2 separate regions of the Homo sapiens genome follow, and region 1 is linked to region 2. A link is a contact called in ENCODE Hi-C data. All regions are on one chromosome and are shown on one strand. Each heading gives the region's core, a stretch centred on a gene start or an enhancer-like site at or near the end of the contact. The rest is flanking DNA. Distances are from core to core; before and after follow the strand shown.

What was found. A loop is a pair of places that touch in the nucleus more often than their neighbours do. Pooled maps may share reads with other maps.
Region 1: a map of naive thymus-derived CD4-positive, alpha-beta T cell shows a loop between it and region 2 (13-fold over the local background). The contact joins the promoter of RMC1 here to the promoter of SS18 in region 2. A Hi-C loop is called at or near these places in 1 of 168 maps with a recorded cell type or tissue (naive thymus-derived CD4-positive, alpha-beta T cell), 1 of 37 single-sample maps with no recorded cell type and 10 of 50 pooled maps.

Annotation. Positions count from the first base shown.
Region 1 is chr18:23,501,493-23,505,388 of GRCh38, forward strand. It overlaps RMC1 (regulator of MON1-CCZ1), which reads left to right and starts at 2,019. Exons shown (of 20, transcript NM_013326.5): 1 at 2,019-2,228; 2 at 2,879-2,955. The coding sequence starts at 2,127. RefSeq lists a silencer at 1,731-2,380 and an enhancer at 2,631-2,730.
Region 2 is chr18:26,088,871-26,092,702 of GRCh38, forward strand. It overlaps SS18 (SS18 subunit of BAF chromatin remodeling complex), which reads right to left and starts at 1,743. Exons shown (of 11, transcript NM_001007559.3): 1 at 1,631-1,743. The coding sequence starts at 1,699. RefSeq lists an enhancer at 2,078-2,197.

The DNA of each region.
Region 1 (3,896 bases), core at 769-3,268, 2.6 Mb before region 2:
ATATTGAACAGATATTTGCATAGCTTTATTCACAACAGCCAAAGGTGGGAACAACCCACATGCCCATCAACAGACGAATGGATAAACAAAATGTGCTATATACATAAAATGGAATCTTTTTCGGCCTTAATGAAGGAAGGAAATCCTGACACATGCTACATGGATGAACCTTGAGGATATTTTGCTAAGCAAAAGAAGCCAGACACTAATGGACAAATACTATAAAATCCACTTATATGAGATACTTAGAGTAGTCAAATTTAGGGACAGAATCAGATTTGCAAGATAAAAAGTTTCTGGAAACGTATTTCACAATAATGTGAATATGCCTGATACTACTGAACACCTCAAAAAGGGTTAACACGGGGCCGGGCGCGGTGGCTCATGCCTGTAATCTCATCACTGTGGGAGGCCAAGGTGGGCAGATCACCTGAGGTTAGGAGTTGGAGACCAGCCTGGCCAACATGGTGAAACCCGGTCTCTGCTAAAAATACACACAAAAAAATTAGCTGGGCATGGTGGCAGGTGCCTGTAATCCCAGCTACTTGGGAGGCTGATGCGGGAGAATCGCTTGAACCCGGGAGGTGGAGGTTGCAGTGAACCGAGACAGGGCCATTGCACTCCAGCCTGGGCAACAAGAACGAAATTCCGTCTCAAAATAAAATAAAATAAACAATAAAAATAAAGGGTTAACATGGGGGCTGAGCACGGTCAGCGAGAGAATCACTTGAGGCCAGGAGTCTGAGACCAGCCTGGGCAACAGAGAACGCTGTCTCTACAAAGCATAATAATAAAAAAATGAGCCAGGTGTGGTGGCATGCACCCGTGGTCCCAGCTACTTGTGAGGCTGAGATGGGAGGTTGAGACTGCAGTGAGCCGTGTTCGCATCACTGCTCTCCAGCCTGGGCACAGAGACACTCTGTCTCTGAAACAAACAAAAAAAGAGGGGCTAACATGGTAAATTTCATGTTTCTTATCAAGTAAAAAGGCTTGCTGACCCACAATCTATATTAGGTTTCCCTGTTACTAGCAAGGAGTGAAGGATGTGCTATCCCAAAATATGTCCAAAAATTGGTATATTATTTTGAGCTAAAAACACCGGAGAAATTGTAGTTTCAGAAAGGGCTAGATGACCTGTCGTTTCCTACAGGGAATAAGCAGTAAAGATTCCTCTGGGAGTGGCACCCTCTCTGTACCCGGGTCAGAAAATAGCCCTTATCACCAGAGACTGGGAGTTGGGGCTGCAATGGACCTGAATAAATGAACTTCCCAAGTAACACTTACCTTCCACTAATTTTACACCCTCCCCAATATTTCTCCTAGTGACTCTCTTAGAAATGTATCGCCCCAGCCAGATGCCTTTTGTGCTTTCTTCTCAAATGCATCATTCTTTGTCTAAAAAGTATAAAAGCATCTTGCTGTGGCCACTTCTTCAGACCTCACTCTCTTTTGAAGGTCCCCATGAAAAACTAATAAAGTGTGTATGCTTTTCTTTTGTTTATCTGCCTCTTGTCAATTCGGTTTCTGGCTCCAGCGGAAGAGCCCGCAGAAGCGCTGAGGGGACTGGAGACGGTCTCTGGCGCCCCTACACCTGCTCAGTGAGCCTTCAGCCCCTTCTCCCTGACGAAGCTCCCAGAGGCTGGAACTCTGGCGCGGGAGGCACTTGGGAAATCCTCCCGAAAGCAAGGAGGAGCCTTTCCTAGACCGGGAGCGGTCCCACGCGGGGGTACAGGTTGGGGCAGGGGCGACCGAGCCGGGCACAGGAACTCGCAGCAGGGTAGGGTTGGCGGCTACGCCGCCCTCGGTCCGCGGGGAACCACGCGGGCTTCCGGGTCACGCCGCCGCGTTCCGACCGCCCTCGGGGAGAGGGGAGGAGCCTCCAGCGCCGGGCGGGGCGTGGTTAAGGCCGGTGGGCCCCACCGCAGCCAGACGCTGCCCGTTTAAGCGCAGAGGGCCGCGGGTCACGTGGTGGGCGGGGTGGGGGCGTGGCACCAGGAAGCGGCGTCCGCGCCGGGCCCAGAGCCGCAGCCGCAGCCGCCGCTACAGTCCGGGCCGGGCTCCACCGCGCATCCTGCTCCACTCTGGCGACCGCCCCCGGGGCCCCCGCCGCGGGCGCGGCGCCCGCCATGGGCGAGGAGGACTACTATCTGGAGCTGTGCGAGCGGCCGGTGCAGTTCGAGAAGGCGAACCCTGTCAACTGCGTCTTCTTCGATGAGGCCAACAAGCAGGTCCGGCGCGCCCGCGCTTCCTCCCCCGCGCGGCCCTGCCGGGGTCGTGGGCGCGCCAAGGCCGGTCCCGCGCGACCAGGCCCGAGCGTCCCCTCCTGTCCTGTCCCGTCCCGTCCCAGCGCGGGAGGCGGCGCGCGCTCCTTCCTTGTTGGGTGGGCTCAGCCGCGGCCAGGTGTCCTCGCAGGTGACCTCGGGGCTGGACCCCCGAGCCAGCTGCGCGGATGCAGTGGCCCCGTGGCCAGTGTCTCAATTGTTGGCGCGCCCGTCTTATCTAGGCTTCTTTTGTTGTGTTTGTCATTAGTTACACTCGTAGTCAAGGGTTTAGACGTCGAGATTTTCATTTTCCTTGAAATTTTGTAAAGGGGGAAAAGACTGTACTTCAGGCGTATCAGCGGCGCCGATGCGCGAACCGGTGTTAGAACTTGGAGCCTCGGGAACCCGACCCGGTGTCACGGTGGCATCCTTTTCGCTCTCTGCTCTTGGTTTTTAAAATTCACCTGAGCAGCCAAACATCTGTACCTTGATATGTGCCGTGTTACTTTAGTTGAACCCAGGGTGGTGTATAACAGAAATAATCGCTTGCGGGTTGGCTTCTGAGTTTAGATCCTTTCAGAGTTCAGGCTGTTAACCTTGCTGCTTTTCCCTCTCAGGTTTTTGCTGTTCGATCTGGTGGAGCTACTGGCGTGGTAGTTAAAGGCCCAGATGATAGGAATCCCATCTCATTTAGGTAATGGTATAGACACTTTCAGATCATTTTGTCATGTAAACAGAATGATGTTTTTCTAATTCAAATGGTTTTTTATAATTTTGTCATTTGGTCTGCCCTAAGAGGCCTGAAGTCTGTGTGCGCACATGGAATTCCTGTCTGTAGGGAGGGTCTTCGTGGCACTTACTAGCACCTCTTGTCAGAGTGGAATATCTGGAGCAGTTGATTTGGGAGCCAAATACTTCAAAAGTGGGGCAGCCACTTCCTAGCACTGGAAATTAACAAGTCAGCGTGATGATGTGCCCATTTCTGGTTTGTTCACAGAGGAGGGCGTTCATTTCTTTAGCCCAGGTCTTTCCAGAGTGGCAGGTGGAGGAGATTCATTGTTTCTCATGTAATAATACAAGAAAATCATGGCTTCCACTATACTTAAGGTGACTGCATAGTCCCAGTTCGCACTGTTGAACAGGTTTAATGATCAACAGCAGGGCCTTTCACTTTCAGAAGTGTCTCGATTTGGATGATAAGCTATCTGGCCACTGTAACACTGGTGCTTACAGAAGGTGAAAGTATAATGTAGGCCCTCAATTCAGTAGTGACTTAAAAAATTTTACTGTTGGTCTGTGTTAATGAGAAACTGTCCTTTTTTGAGAGGGAGCCTCCCTCTGTTCCCCAGGGTGGAGTGCAGTGGTGCGATCTTGGCTGACTGCAACCTCCGCCTCCCAGGTTCAAGTGATTCTCCTGCTTCAGCTTCCCAAGTAGCTGGGATTAGAGGCGCCCACCACCACGCCCGGCTAATTTTTTTTGTATTTTTAGTAGAGATGGGGTTTCACCGTGTTGGCCAGGCTGGTTTCGAACTCCTGACCTCAAAACGATCCGCCCGCCTCAGACTCCCACAGTGCTAGGATTACAGGCATGAGCCGCTGCACCCGGCCTGAGCAAGGTTTTAAAGTATGGATGGG
Region 2 (3,832 bases), core at 493-2,992:
CACTTACTGGGGGAAAAAAAAAACCACTAACATGATCTGCTAATAAATGCAGTTATTTCTTAAATAGAACCATTGGATGACCAAAAAAAGTCCTTAAAAAGCACGAATCCAGTCCTCAACCTAATGATTTCACAACTTATTATCTCCAGTATATTCCTCAAACTATTGAACTTCACCATTAAAATATCTGTCTCACATCTAATATCAATCTCTCCCATTGTAGAATAAGGCAATTAATTTAGAGCCCATTTTTCTGTTCAGCTGAGAATGGAAAATAATTGATCAGCATCCTCCGAATTAATCATTATCCATGATAAATATCTTCAGACTTATGTAACAGAAACTATAAAAAAAAAAGAAAAACTCTGGACTTTTCCTGTGTACAAAAATAAAAAAGGTGAGCCCTCCAGAAACGCAGTTTTGCGTGAGTGCGTACTTGGAGCTGTTTGCCAGGCTGCAGACTTAACTCAGAGCACTATATGAAAGCACTGCATTTCCAGGCACTGCCAAGCCCGTTTGTTCATAAAATAAAGCAACAGTTGGGCAAATGTCAAAAGCCACACTACGAAGAACCTGACAGTAAACAGAAACCGATTAGCATAATCTACGTGGTCTGAGTGGTACTAAAACTTGACCTTTTTTTCTATTTTGATCTTTGCTACACAGCATAAAACAAAACAAAAATATTTAAAGTAAACTGCTAAATACAGCAGCAACTTCTGAAAGTCTAGGTCAGTAAAATTTAGAATGCTGCCTTGCTTGCAGGCAACAAGGGGTAGAGGACAATAAAGAACCTTTGTGTTCCGACTGGCAGTAACACAGCAGCGACTGCAGCAGCTCTATCCTTTAAAAAGGAGGCAGCTCCCTGTGTATTTATCACGACTTACATTAACTGGTCACGACAGTCTCCACCATTAGACTGTAAGCTCCAGGAAGGCAAGGACCATGACTCACCACAGTAGCCTCAGCGCCTAAAATAGGCGCTCAATAAATATTTGCTGCAGAATAAATGAATAGGCGGCGATGCAGAAGGGAAGAAGAGGCTCTGGGGACAACCCCAGAGTCCATGGGGACCTTCCTTGCCCGCTCCTCAAACTCTATACTAAGGTTCCCTCCAGCGTTCCCCAAGTCCTCCTGCGAGCTCCCAAACTCGGCTGAGTTTGCAGGGCGGCGACCAGCGCACCGACTTCCCCTCTGCCTGCCGCGACCCGCGGTGGGGTCCGCACGAAGCAGCCGCGGCACGCGGGGCGGGGCGACGCCAAAGTAACTCCGGAGCAACGCGCGGGGCCGCCGGTCCGACACACGCCCTTCCCTGAGCGGCCGCCGCCGGGCGCACGCGCCCCGCAGCCCGAACGCCGCCCCATCCCTAGAGAAATCAGGCGGCGGCTGTTTGGGCTTTTGTGTCTGTAGAAAAACGCGTAAATGCGTGAAAGACTCCGAGAAAAACCGGTTCACCCTCTTCCGCCACCCACTCAGGCACAGCCAGCAGTCCGTGTTCCCAAACACTGCTGATTCCCAGCAGGCCCGCCTCCGCCTCGGCCCGGTCGACTCCGGGCCCGGCCCTTCCCCCCGCGTCTGTCTCTCCCAGAGGCGGTAAGGGCCTGGCATCCGCAACCCCGCGCGGTTTCACCTTCTGAATCGCAGCGGGAGTGATCTCCCCCTTGCCTCGCTGCCTCGGGGCCGCGAAAGCCACAGACATGTTGCCGCCGTCACCACTATCGGCAAGTCCCGAGCGCTCCGGGTGAACGGCAAACTGGGGGAGAGACGCCGGCCTCTCGGGCTGAACCACCTCGGGAATGCGGGGAGGGGGGATGCTCCGGGGCCAAGCGGACGGGCGGCGGGGCAGGCCTGAAGGAGGCACTCTGGCCAGGGATGTCTCGCTTCTGCGCACTCTGGGGGACCCCTAGCCCTGGCCGAACTTTCTTGACCGTCCCTGCATCCCCCGAGCTCTCCTTATGGGCACCCCCTGGCCCTTTGCGCTAATGGTAGAGTCGCGCCCTAGTCCTCCCTCCGCTTCAGCGATTCAGGAAATGGTCCCGCCGCCGCGGGAGAAGGAGAGGCTGGGGCAGCCCCTGTCACAGGAAATGCGAGCGGCCCAAGCCGGCCCGCCCCCTTCGCGCCGTGGCAACTTGCCTCCCTCTCCGGCCCTCTGAAGCGTCTCCCCGACTGTGTTGCAGAGCGTGCCCTAGACCTAGTTCAGTTTTTCCAACTTCATCCTTACTTACGCCTCCTGGCAAGAGTGGCCGCCCCGAGTTGTCCCGGCAGCCCGGAGAGGGGAGGGAGGTCAAGACTCGGGAGTTCGTGCAAATCCGTGGAGCATCTGCCGAGATAGGGCAGAGGTGGAAGGACAAGGTGAACGCGGATTCGCTGGTTTAAATGGCTCGGCTACGCCCCAAATGCGCACCTCCGAGTCCACAGTCTCGCACGCACGCACAAAGTCGTGCCTAACAATTGGAAAGTAACCCTGACCCGAAACCGGGACACCAAGGTTGTGTCCAGTGCTCAGGGGCAATCGGCCAGCTTGGCTGGAGCGGACAGAGAAGAGCTCGCCTCTTGGGACAAACCCTTAGCAGGAAAGTGGGTCGATTTCGTCTGACTTGGCTTTTTGGAATTAAGTTGTGAAACAGGGCATCCTCACTCTCTGTTTTTTAAGAGAGTACTTACTTAGTGCCTTGTAAATTAGGCCCAAGCTGCCAGGCTTCAAGTCAGTGTAAGGGAAAAAGGCAAAGTTTTCAAATTATGGAAGGAACACGGACAAATGTGGGTTTTGTGTTGCCGTGGGGTTTTAAAGTATTCTGTAAATTTAGACTTCCATATAACACAAAGGGAAAGTTTATATAAAGTGTTACCCAACGTTAATGAATAATAAAAAATATTTCCATTTTTATATAAATTGGAAAAATAAAGAAAAAATACATTATTTTAAAAATTTAATCACTTGAGGCCAGGAGTTTGAGACCAGCCTGGGCAACAAAGTGAGACCTCTGTCTCTACAAGAATTTTAAAAATTGGCTGGGTATGGTGGTGTGCACCTGTAGTTCCAGCTACTAAGGAGGCTGAGGTGGAAGAATCACTTGAGCCAAGGGGGTGGAGACTGCAGTAAGCCATGACTGCCCCACCACACTCCACCCTGGGTGACACAGCAAGACCCTGTCTCAAAAAAAAAAAAAGAAAAATTAAGTATCAAATAAATGCTCTTCACAAAAATGTCAAGAATGTCATTGATTAAATGCATTGTTTGTTAGGCTTTATACTGGAAACCTAGGGTACGATTGTGAATAAGCTGGACATGGAACCTCCTCTCAAGGAGCTTATACACTAATGGGACTAACAGACCAGAAACAAACAAATATGTATATATGCAAAGTCCCAAGAAAAACTAGCCAAAAAAAAGGGGGAGGAACTAACAGAATGACAGGAACACTTACATGAGTTAGTGTGAAAAGTCTTCCCGATTATATTTAAACTGGGACCTAAAGGATGAAGACTCAAGCTGTCATAAGAATAAAGGGAAGAAAGTTTATGCTGCTACTGACAGTAATTACTCTTAAAAATTTAATTGTTATCTTTCACTATTGTAAGCCTTGAAGAAAACACTCTGGTATAGCTGGACTTAAGGTAATCACACCAAATTGGAAAACTGTCAAATTTGGAAACCAATACTTGTCTACCACTATCACTGTGCACTCAACACCTAGCATGCAGAGTCATGTCTCAATGCTTTACACAAAAGTACCTTAGTACTTAGTAGCTAAGAACAGTATTTCAATAGGAAACATGAATCGTAAATAGTCCTACTGCTCCAGTTCTGTGCATTTGGCAGATAGCACTG